Linked DNA regions of Homo sapiens: all the other regions are linked to region 1. A link is a contact called in ENCODE Hi-C or POLR2A ChIA-PET data. All regions are on one chromosome and are shown on one strand. The core of a region is the stretch at or near the end of the contact, and the rest is flanking DNA. Distances in the headings are between cores, read along the strand shown.

Region 1 (2,945 bases), core at 177-2,676:
TTGTTTGTTTTTGAAACAGGGTATCACTGTTGCCCAGGCTGGAGTGCAGTGGCATGAACACGGCCCACTGCAGCCTCGACCTCTTGGGCTCAAACAATCTTCTCGCCTTAGCCTCCCCAGTAGCTGGGACTACAGGCACACATCTCCAGGCCCAGCTAATTTTGTATTTTTGGTAGAGATGGGGTATCATGTTTTTTTGTGTTTTTTGTTTTGGTTTGGTTTGTTTTTTGCTTTTTTTTTTTTTTTTTGAGACTGAGTCTCTCTCTGTCTCCCAGGCTGGAGTGCAGTGGTGCAATCTTGGCTCACTGGAACCTCTGCCTTCCAGGTTCAAGCTATTCTCCTGCCTCAGCCTCCTGAGTAACTGGGATTACAGGCTTGTGCCACCACGCCTGGCTAATTTTGTATTTTTAGTAGAGACGGGGCTTCACCATATTGGCCAGGCTGGTCTCAAACTCCTGACCTCAAGTGATCCATCCACCTCGGCCTCTTAAAGTCCTGGGATTACAGGTGTGAGTCACAGCGCCCAGCAAGACAAGGTTTTGCTGTGTTGTCCAGGCTGGTCTCAAACTCCTGGACTCAAGTGATCCACCCACCTCAGCCTCCCAAACACTGGGATTACAGGCATGAGCCACTGCACCTGTCCTAAATTAAAATTCTTAACCCAGAATCAGAGTTTTGGTGTTTGGGTTGGAACTTCTGCCACAGGGGTTACAGACATGTCAGAAAGGAGAGAAAGCCACCCTGATTCATTTCAAGATTACAGGTTTGGGGCCAGGCCTGGTGGCTAGAGGTCGAGGCTGCTATGAGCCATGATCGCACCACTGCACTCCAGCCTGGGCGACAGAGTTGAGACCCTGTCTCAAAAAAGAAAAAAAAATTTTATTTTAAACATATCACCACGTTGGCCAGGCTGGTCTTAAACTTCTGACCTTAAGTGATCCGCCTGCCTTGGCCTCCCAAAGTGCTGGCATAAGCGTGAGCCGCCGCGCCCAGCCAAATATATGTATGTATGTATATATATCTATAGACATATCTAGATATCTAGAGATATCTATAGATATCTAGAGATAGATCTATCGATCTATATATCTAGATATGTATCTAGATATAGATCTATCGATCTATATATCTAGATATATAGATCGATAGATATAGATCTATATATAGATATGTAGATATATAGAGCTATATAGATATATCTATATATAGATATGTAGATATATAGATCTATATATAGATATGTAGATATATCTATAGATAAATATCTATATATATAGATAGATATCTAGATATCTGTAGAGATCTATATAGATATATATATATTTTTGAGACGTAGTCTCGCTCTGTCTCCCAGGCTGGAGAGCAGTGGCGCGATCTCGGCTCACTGCAAGCTCCGCCTCGCTCCGCCTTCCGGGTTCACGCCATTCTCCTGCCTCAGCCTGCCGAGTAGCTGGGACTACAGGCGCCCGCCACCACGCCCCCCTAACTTTTTTGTATTTTTAGTAGAGACCACCGTGTTAGCCAGGATGGTCTCGATCTCCTGACCTCGTGATCCGCCCGCCTTGGCCCTCCAAAGTGCTGGGATTACAGGCGTGAGCCACCGTGCCCGGCCCCTTTTTTTTTTTTTTTTTTAATTGTGGAACCATCATGATAGAAAACCAGCTTACTCTGGGTCCTGTTCCCAGTTCCGTTACTGCCAGCAGGGGGCGCACGGGCCACAGGCGCTGGAACTAGCTTCTGGACCATTTCCCCTTGGGACTTTATCGTGGTAGGTGTTTTGTTTTGTTATATTTTGTTTTTTAATATATGCAAGAGGACAATTTCCAAATGATTTATTATAAATTATACATGAATATAGTCTGATTTTTTTTTTTTGATAGAGCCTTGCTCTGTCACCCAGGCTGGATTGCAGTGGCGCAATCTCAGCTCATTGCAACCTGCACCTCCTAGGTTCAAGCGATTCTCCTGCCTCGGCCTCCCAAATAGCTGGGATTACAGGCGTGCGCCACGATGCCCAGCTAATTTGTGGATTTTTAGTGGAGACAAGGTTACACCATGTTGGCCAGGCTGGTCTGAAACTCCTGACCTCAGGTGATCCACCCGCTTCAGCCTCCCAAAGTGCTAGGATTACAGGCGTGAGCCACCACGCCCGGTCCAATAGTATGAACTTTAAAATACAGCTTTAATTGAAATGTAATGCTGACATTAAAAACAATTATAATGTTGACTTTTTAGACAAGGTAATTTAGTAATAGTTCTCAGATTTTTATTTTCTTCCCCTTCTTTTTTTTTTTTTTTTTTTTTTTTTTTTTTTGAGACGGAGTCTCACTCTGTCGCCAAAGCTGGAGTACAGTGGCACCATCTCGGCTCACTGCAAGCTCCGCCTCCCTGGTTCATGCCATTCTCCTGCCTCAGCCTCCCGAGTAGCTGGGACTACAGGCGCCCGCCACCACGCCCGGCTAATTTTTTGTATTTTTAGTAGAGACGGGGTTTCACCGTGTTAGCCGGGATGGTTTCAATCTCCTGACCTCGTGATCCACCCGCCTCGGCCTCCTGAAGTGCTGGGATTACAGGTGTGAACCACCGCGCCCGGCCTTTTTTTTTTTTTTTTTTTTTTTTTAAATAAAGATGGGGTCTCACCATGTTGCCCACACTGATCTCGAACTCCTGGGCTCAAGTGATCCTCCTGCTTCAGCCTCTCAGAGTGCTAGGACTACAGGCGTGAGCCACTGCTCCCAGCCTCCAGATTTTATTATTTTTGATCAAGCAACTCAACTTCATATTGTTGAATGCTGGGAACACACACACACACACACACACACACACACACACGCACACACTGAAAATAGTTCAGCCGTCCTCTAATTGGGACTCCGAGCCAGGGCTATTTCTCGCGCTGGCGCGGTTCCAAGAAGCATCCCAGCCATCACTCTTTCACCTGCTCC
Region 2 (2,945 bases), core at 147-2,646, 480 kb after region 1:
GCTTGGGATTGGGGCATGTGGAGGAGTCAGAAAGAAAGTGAAACCAGGGCATCTAAGGGGAAGCTGGTCATGCATAGGGACAGCCTAAAAAGGTTGGGACTCGAAGCTGCAGCAGGAGGGGTATGACACCCGACGGAAGAGAGTGGGCCTCACAGGCAGTGCAGAGCCCAGGATGCCATGTCTGGGGAGGACTCTTCTGGTGGGTTAGAGAGTGGAGGGAGAGATCCATACTGGAGCTGATGCAGGCCACCTAAGGACCCATGCTAGGATGGTGCGGGTGGGAGAGACCTCGGCACCAGAGTGTGAGCTGGGGGAGAGGGCAGCAGGACCCCAGGCTGTGCACCCTCTGCTGACCCCCAGGACACACCCACAGAGGGGCTTGGCAATCATTTGAGAATGGATGAATAGGAAGGTAGAATAGAAAAGTCTTGGCAATAAGTCGGAAGGTTGAAGTGGGGAGACAGATTTATAGAAGATTTGTTTGGAGTTCTTCGGCCCACATGACTGTGAGAAAGATGGCGTCATTAGCAGATGCAGGGGACACCCCTGCGCAGACTTCCCGGAAGCCACCTGGTTCACTCAGTGAGAGCCGAGGTCATTCCAAGACCCTCTGTGACCAGGCCCTCTGTCAACCGCCTGGCCTCCTGCCCAGTCCATCCCACACACCTGCTCCCTCTAGCTGAGCTCCACTGCAGGCTGGAATGTTCTTCCTCCAGATTCATGTGACTCATCCCCTCACCTCCTGGGGCTCTGCTCACCTCTCACCCACTCACAGGCTTACCCCAGCTCCCCGCTTAACATGCAGCCCCCTACCCTGCTCTGTCTTATCTTTTCCCACAGCACTCATCACCCTCAATCATGCAATATATATACTCTCTCATGCTGTTGGAATATAAACACCATGGAAGCAGGAATCTTTGTCTCTTTTCTAATATATCCCAAGCACCTAGAACACTGCCTAATGTTCAATGAAAATGTTGGAATGAATGAATTAATGAAAGAATGAATAAAAACAAAACAAGAGTGAACGAGAGAAAGGCTTACAAGACAGGACAGACCTCCTTAGACAGTCATTGTCAGCATAGATGTGTAGCCTCACTGCCTGTTCTATTAGAAAATACTGACTTTCAAATTTTTTAAATAGTATAGTGACCCTACTTTTATGTTTTAGTTTTGCATTACTCTCAGAGGCCTTGATTTGGTTTGACTAACTTTGCAATTCAGCTGGCTTGGTCAGAATTTGAAATTCTTGAGCTGTTAGTCTTTAATGTTCTCGTCATCTCAGATTGTGAACGTTTTCCCAATTTATTTTTAGAGCCTAGATTCAGATTTATCAGATGGACCAGTCACTGTACAGGAATTTATGGAGGTCAAAAACGCTCTAGTGGCTTCTGAGGCCAAGATACAGCAGCTAATGAAGGTGAATAACAACTTGAGTGACGAGCTGAGAATTATGCAGAAAAAGGTAACATGTTAATAAATGCCAGGACGGTTGACGCTTTAATCCCATAGTACAAGGAAGAATCTCAGGCACTGTGATGTGGTCCGAGGAAAGAAAAACAGTTATTGTAACAGCCTTAGAAATCTTTGGGCCAAGTTGTCTTTTTGAAGCAGGATGTATTTGGATATTTAAAATGAAATATATCCAGAGTAAGTTCCCCAGGTAGGAGAAACCTAACATCTATTTAAGCATTTGTGCCCATTAGAATAACCCTTGGACTATTCTGTGCTTCCTGGAAACCTGGATGGGGCTCCATGGATGTGATTCTTCCCATTGCTAGGGAAGGATGATCACACCATGGAGACAGAGCCAATGAGAGCCCTGGGCAGGGGCATGTTTATCAGCATTCAAACCCTGCTCCCACCCTGGCAGCCCTATCCCACATCCCCACCTTATTGCTCACCAGTTTTTACTACTAACTTGTATTATCCCCAGAGCCTACAGGAGGGCCTGCCACAGAGTAGGTGCTCAAAAAATAAGAAAAAACATTTCATTTGTACTAGGAAGAGCTGCACACTGGTAAAAAACAATCTCATTTGCTCAGCATTTTCTCATTCATTACCTTTTGAGAGAATCAGAACCGTGTGAATATATTAATCCCTAAAAGGAGTGTGGTTGATGGTAGCAAGGAATACCCTTAGTAGGAGGGGGATTGTGTATGCAACTCCTTATGAGATGGCTAAATAAGGGAATTCGAAAAATTGCAAATTTTGCCCATGACTTTGTGGGTATCACTCATCATTCAGCTCTAAAATGAGATTTGGACACTTTACTTAACCAGAAACAAAATGAAATATATAATCTATGTCTTTAGGCTGTCATTTGAGAAGTAAGGTTTTCAAATCATTTTCAAGACCTGAGGACGTGGCACACTCCATGTGTGCCTGGACTCTTTTCAGTGCTGCTTCCTAAAGGAAGGTGGAAGAACTAAAAAGGGGCCCATGCCCCTCTGTTTACTAGGGAAGGAAATTGCTGTGCACTTTTGCCTGGGGTTTGGTCTAGGATTCTTTTGATGTTGACTTCTAGAGCATTTTTGAGACTTTTTGAAATAAATGGCTCTAATGCCTATAGTAGCAGGGAATGAAGAATGCTTAAGATCAGCTAGCCTTAAACGAACAGACACTTGTTCTGTGTCTCCCAGCCCTGTCTAGGGCTGCCGTGCAGCTGTAAACGAGACAGACCGAGAGCCCCTTTGTCATAACATACAGGACCTGTATTTTCTTTGCCTTCTTTGGAATATATTTTATTTAGTGGATTATAGTTTGTTCCATTAATTGGACTAATAATTTTGACCAGGTGACTATTTCTGAAACATGCTGATTTTGCCACTGTAAATCAATCTGCTGCACATCACCTTTTAAAATCTAACAATGCTTCTTTTAGTATTTTTGGAAATCACCAGAGAGAGCCTCATTATCTCTGAAAGCAAATGTCTTGAGCTTCT
Region 3 (2,945 bases), core at 132-2,631, 420 kb before region 1:
TAGCTTGGCCTGCAGAGCATCTCCTGGATGTCCTGACCCCTGGCTTACCACCCTCTCATTCAAGGGTCTGAAACTCATAGTCCATGGGGCCAATTCAACCTACCTCCAGTTCTGTTCCACAGTGTTTCAAAACATAAATGTGGGTCATGCACTCACTCTCCTGGCCACAGGCCCCACTCCTCCCTATTGGCTAAGCTCCCCTCCCCACAATTCTCACATTTTCTGTAACTGCCTAGAGCCAGTAGGAATTTGAATTTGCAGTTCCTGTTAGGAATCTAAAAGCTGCCCACTTCTGGGGAACAGCGTGTGCGAGGAAAAGTGCAGAGAAGCCCAGCAGCCCAGGTCAGGGGACGTCAGGCAAGGGCCTCCTGCCCCTTGGGCCTCAGTCTATTCACCACAGCATCCATAGTCCTGGGCGCATGGGCAGCTCTTGGCAAATACAGTTTGAATGAATGAAGTTTCCTCCAGGCAGAGATCATCTTCATTTATCTAATATCTAATTAGGCCTGCACCTCATCTGCTTCTGAATTTTAACAACCTGCCTTTAAAAGACAAGCCTGCCCCCGAAGGATTCCCTAGGGACCTTGGGACAGGCAGCTATGTGGATCATATTGAGCCAGGGCTGCACAACCTGGAATTAAACATGTGCTTAGGGCACTAGCCAAACAGGAGCACAGAAACACATACACAGTTTTTTGTTGTTGTTGTTGTTTTTCTTGTTTTTTGTTTGTTTGTTTTGTTTTTTGTTTTTTAAGGATTATTATGGGAGGAAAATAAAAATTTGTTGAACTTTTTTTTTTTCCTTTTTTGAGAGCGTCTCTCTCTCTCTCTGTCACCCAGGCTAGCGTGCAGTGGTTCAATCTCGGCTCACTGCAGCCTCAACCTTCCCGGGCTTAAGCGATCCTCCCCCTTCAGCCTCCCAAGAAGCTGGGACTACAGGTGGCACCACCACGCCCGGCTAAGTTTTTAAATATTTTGTAAAGACGAATTTGCCCGAGCTGGTCTCGAACCCCTGGGCTCAAGCGATCCTCTTGCCTCAGCCTCCCAAAGTGCTAGAATTACAGGCATGAGCCACCTCGCGCGGCTCTGGAGTTATTTTACACACTACAATTTATTTATGCATGATTGCGGGAGACCCTGATACTTTCAACGCTTAGGGCAGCGAGATATGAATGGACTGGGGACCGCGACCGCTCTTTCCTTTTCCCTGGCAGGGGGAGCTGTGGCGCAGCAGGCGCGGCCGGGCGGGCGGCGAAACTTACCAGTGGCGGGGCCCGGACTGCTTGTCCGTGGCTGCTCCGGCCGCTTGTCCGACGGCTGCTGCAACTGCGCTTCCGACGGTGCCGGGAGGACTGCTTGCTGCGCGGCCTCGCTGCGCCACACCCCCAGCCCCACGCCCGGGCGTTCTGGGACCCCTGGAACGGGCGCCTTTGTGACTCGCACAAACATGGACGTTCTCCCCTGCAAGTCCGCTGGGAGGGCACAGGGCCCTCGGGAGGAGAGGACAAGAGCAGCTGGTTGGAGGGAAGCTTTTGGTTGGGGGAGAGGGGCGACACACTCTCCAGCGACCCCTTACCAGACTACCCGGACCCTCATGACGCTAAGTGACTTCTTGAGTCAATCAACAGTCTTAGCCCCTCCCTCGGCCAACGCCATGCAATCGCTGGTCCACCTCGCCCCACTCACACCCCATTCACCGTCTTCTTAGCCTACACCTACACTCATGCTCACAGCAGCCCTGCTAGGTACAGACTTCACACGCAGCTAACTCAAAGGAGCCCAGTTTTTTCTACTCTGAAAAATAAAATAAAGTAAAAATAAATTAAAAAAAAATGTTGGGGCGGGGGGGGAAAGAGATATTTCATGAGAAAAATAACTTCATCAGTGCAGGAGAATTTTCTTCAGAACATCCACCTGACCCCCACCCACTGTGAGCATAACACGGGAACCCAAGTGTGATCCAGGCAAGTGAGCTTTTCACTGCCCTAACGGAGTTTAGTGGTTTAAAGATACACATTTTTCATACAATCGGCCCTGAAACACAAGTCAACTACTTTCTCTGGGGCTAAGCTCTAGAAACAATCACAGAATTAATGGAAAATTATTGGGGGTACCTGTTTTCTACAGTAATTTTGATTCCATGTGATTTCCACTTTAACTCCTAGCCCCCTGAGTGGATTGTAGTAGCTCAGCCCTGCTAAGGTCTCCACTTCATCCGTAAATTCTTGGGACAGGATGTGTGTTTTAGAACTTACCATATTTTGGAGGCCAGGTGCGCTGGCTCATGCCTATAATCCTAGCACTTTGGGAGGCTGAGGCAGGTAGATCATTTAAGGTCAGGAGCTCAAGACCAGCCTGGCCAACATGGTGAAACCCTGTGTATTTCTTTTTTTTTTTTTTTTTTTTTTGTATTTCTACTAAAAATATAACAAATTTAGCCCGGCATGGTGGCACACACCCGGTGGGTGCCTGTAGTCTCTGCTACTCGGGAGGCTAGGGCAGGAGAATTGCTTGAACCCAGGAGGCAAAGGTTGCCGTGAGCCAAGATCACACTCACTCCAGCCTGGGTGACAGAGTGAGACTCCGTTTCAAAAAAAAAAAAAAGAACTTACCATGTTTTTGGTTTCAGAAAGATAATATGGTACGCAAGGGAGTATGTTGCCCCTAATGTTGCTGGCAGCCACGTTGTAACCATGAGGGAAGTCAGTGGGACAGTATATTACATACAGGGTTCGGGCCACACAGTCCAGATCAAACGAATTACTGTTTCTGCAAGGAAACATCAATATTCATGTCAAGTAAGATAAGGATAGATTATGAACAGCTACATGTCAGGCCTTGCCTCCAAATGATTCATATGAAGTGTTTTGGATACACTTGACCATCCTCATTTTACAGATGGGGAAACAGACTTAGAGAAACCGAGTTTTGCAGTCAGTGGAGCA
Region 4 (2,945 bases), core at 430-2,929, 290 kb after region 1:
TTAAATATAAGACCTGGATACGGCATATTTGTTGAAAACAAACTGTATAATATATAGCATAGTACAATAAAAGATTGGCCATTGAAATATTTTATTGTTAATTACAATGAAAATGAAGAAACATAATTTACATGGAAGAATATTTAAATAATTATAGAAAAAGTGCTATTATGACCCTTTCAAATTATAACCTAATTCTTTTATATCCCGCAATACGCAAAAATAACATGTGCTGAGCCAGATACATTGTTGGGTCATATTTTACCTTCTAAGCATTTAAGAGACCCATGAACCAAATGATAACACAAATAAAATCTAACCCAGGTGCTCTTTTATACAGATGATCATGTATTTTTTTTCTTTTGGAATACTTTTAATGCTATATATATACATATGTATTTTTTATTTTTTTGAGATAGGGTCTTGCTCTGTCACCCAGGCTAGAGTGTAGTGGCACTATCTCAGCTCACTGCAACCTAAACCTTCACAGCTCAAGTGATCCTCCCACCTTAGCCTCCTGAGTAGCTGGAAGTAGCTGGCATCACAGGTGTACATCACCACGCCTAGGTAATTTTTGTATTTTTTTTTGTAGAGACGAGGTTTTGCCATGTTGCCCAGGCTGGTCTCTAACTCCTGGGCTTGAGCAGTCACCTGCCTCAGCCTCTCAAAGTGCTGGGATTACAGGTGTGATCCCAGCCTCTCAAAGTTCTGGGATTACACTGTACCCAGAACAATTTATATTTCTATTATAACAGTTCATAAATGATAATTCATTATCATTTGTCAGCTTCAAGCCAATGAAGACATTACTAAAAGCACCACAAGTTAAAATCTAAAAAAGAGTAACAGGCCAGGTGCAGTGGCTCACGCCTGTAATTCCAGCACTTTGGGAGGCCGAGGTGGGTGGATCACCTAGGTCTAGAGTTCGAGAGCAGCCTGGGCAACATGGCAAAACCCTGTCTCTACTAACAATACAAAAATTAGCCGGGCATGGTGGCACATGCCTGTAGTCTCAGCTACTTGGGAGGCTGAGGAACAAGGATCGCTTGAACCTGGGAGGAAGAGGATGCACTGAGCCAAGATCGTGTCACCATCACTGCACTCCAGCCTGGGGGATAGAGGGAGACTCTGTCTCAAAAAAACAAAAGAAAAAAGAAACAAAGTATCTACCTACACATAAATGTTTTAAGTTTTCCATGTTTTGGTATTTTTTATTTTGTAAAGTATTATTAGTTTACAGTTAAGTGGCAATTTATATTTTTAAGATTTTAGTTTTCTTATTTTTGCAGTTGGACAACTATACACACAGATTTTCAGTGAATAACCATCTTGTTTTAAATTCCCAGCCTAGAGAGATTTACAAAGTTTATTTCATATCTTTCCATTTACACATTTACAAATTCTGACTTGAATGTTTTTTGTTTTTTGTTTTAGATGAAATCTTGCTCTGTCACTCAGGCTGGAGTGCAGTGGTGCATTCTGGGTTCACTGCATCCTCTGTCTGCCTCCTGGGTTCAAGCGATTCTCCTGCCTCAGCCTCCTGAGTAGCTGGAATTAGTCGCACACTACCAGCTCGGCTAATTTTTTGTATTTTTAGTAGAGACAGGGTTTCACCATGTTAAGGCCAGGCTGGTCTGCAACTCCTGACCTCAAGTGATCCGCCTGCCTGGGCCTCCCAAAGTGCTGGGATTACATGCGTGAGCCACTTCGTCTGGCCTGGCTCAAATTTTTAACACATGGGCTTTCTGGTTTAAGTAATCTGTGTAATAGATTGCATAATACATCTGGCCCAAAGCATAATACATCTGGCCCAAAGCCTTAAAACTATTTTTAGTTCCATCGTGCTAACCATATATTAACATGTAAAATTTTATTAACTGCAAATTCTAAGTTTTCCATTCATTACTTCACTATTCCTTCTTTTTTCAGGATTAGAGAAAGGAAGAGAAGAGAAAGTGTTTAATAAATCACACTGTAGGCTGGGCGTGGTGTCTCACACCTGTAATCCCAGCACTTTGAGAGGCCAAGGCAGGCGAATCACCTGAGGTTGGGAGTTTGAGACCAGCCTGACCAACATGGAGAAACCCCATCTCTACTAAATATACAAAAAATTAGCCGGGCATGGTGACCCATGCCTGTAATCCCAGCTACTCTGGAGGCTGTAGAGATGCTTGAGGTAGGAGATTCGTTTGAACCCGGGAGGCAGAGGTTGCGGTGAGCCAAGATCATGCCATTGCACTCTAGCCTGGGCAACAAGAGCAAAACTCCGTCTCAGAAAATAAAAAATAGGCCAGGCGTGGTGGCTCATGCCTGTAATCCCAGCACTTTGGGAGGCTGAGGCGGGCGGATCACCTGAGGTCAGGAGTTTGAGACCAGCTTGACCAACATGGAGAAACCCCGTCTCTACTAAAAAAATATACAAAATTAGCCGGGCGTGGTGGCATATGCCTGTAATCCCAGCTACTTGGGAGGCTGAGGCAGGAGAATGGCTTGAACCTGGGAGGCGGAGGTTGCAGTGAGCCAAGATCACGCCATTGCACTCCAGCCTGGGCAACAGGAGTGAAACTCCATCTCAAAAAATAAATAAATAAGTAAATAAACAATAAAAATAAATAAATCACACTGTAATTAGTCAGTCATTCCTATGTGGTTTTCGATTAAATCTACATCCTGACTTCTTTGTCTGTTAGATGACCAGCTTTTCCATCCTCAGGTTCTTAAGTGTACCCCATGTAATTAGAGATGCATGGAATCAAAGACTAAAATGTTTTTAAAGATTTAAAATTCTCAAATAATATTTTCTCTATTTAAAAAAAAGTTTCTAATTCTAGCAAATATAAACTGATTTATAGTGACAGAAAGCAAATCCATGGTTGCCTGGGGAGGGACAGAAAGGCAGAAGGGGGCAAGAGTGAGACATTAAAAAGGGTCAGTGGAAATGTCTG

What was found. Hi-C counts contacts between places; a loop is a spot of excess contacts on that map. ChIA-PET counts read pairs that join two places held with the same protein, here RNA polymerase II (POLR2A). Pooled maps may share reads with other maps.
Region 2: a loop to region 1 is called in a pooled map, with 2.5 times the contacts of the local background. The contact joins two enhancer-like sites. A Hi-C loop is called at or near these places in 1 of 50 pooled maps. POLR2A ChIA-PET finds 5 or more read pairs at or near these places in 5 of 52 experiments (B cell, BJ, Caco-2 and 2 more).
Region 3: a pooled map shows a loop between it and region 1 (2.1-fold over the local background). The contact joins the promoter of CCDC63 here to the enhancer-like site in region 1. A Hi-C loop is called at or near these places in 1 of 50 pooled maps. POLR2A ChIA-PET finds 5 or more read pairs at or near these places in 4 of 52 experiments (H1, T-cell, endothelial cell of umbilical vein and 1 more).
Region 4: a pooled map shows a loop between it and region 1 (3-fold over the local background). The contact joins two enhancer-like sites. A Hi-C loop is called at or near these places in 1 of 50 pooled maps. POLR2A ChIA-PET finds 5 or more read pairs at or near these places in 3 of 52 experiments (AG04450, activated CD8-positive, alpha-beta T cell and endothelial cell of umbilical vein).

What each region holds. Positions count from the first base shown.
Region 1 is chr12:110,430,297-110,433,241 of GRCh38, reverse strand. It overlaps the pseudogene HMGA1P3. Among named protein-coding and RNA genes, the nearest start is that of ARPC3, 19 kb to the left of the region's middle. RefSeq lists an enhancer at 1,396-1,505. Within about 2 kb of position 1,426, at least 18 of the 41 ENCODE cell types and tissues checked have a DNase peak (open chromatin) inside an H3K27ac peak, as active enhancers do; they include B cell and endothelial cell of umbilical vein, where a contact is called at or near this core.
Region 2 is chr12:109,949,687-109,952,631 of GRCh38, reverse strand. It overlaps GIT2 (GIT ArfGAP 2), which reads left to right. Exons shown (of 20, transcript NM_057169.5): 14 at 1,316-1,465. Among named protein-coding and RNA genes, the nearest start is that of GIT2, 45 kb to the left of the region's middle. Within about 2 kb of position 1,396, at least 16 of the 41 ENCODE cell types and tissues checked have a DNase peak (open chromatin) inside an H3K27ac peak, as active enhancers do; they include B cell, where a contact is called at or near this core.
Region 3 is chr12:110,845,423-110,848,367 of GRCh38, reverse strand. It overlaps CCDC63 (coiled-coil domain containing 63), which reads right to left and starts at 1,381. Exons shown (of 12, transcript NM_152591.3): 1 at 1,263-1,381.
Region 4 is chr12:110,140,370-110,143,314 of GRCh38, reverse strand. All of the region lies in intron 8 of IFT81 (intraflagellar transport 81), which reads right to left. Among named protein-coding and RNA genes, the nearest start is that of IFT81, 17 kb to the right of the region's middle. Within about 2 kb of position 1,679, at least 9 of the 41 ENCODE cell types and tissues checked have a DNase peak (open chromatin) inside an H3K27ac peak, as active enhancers do.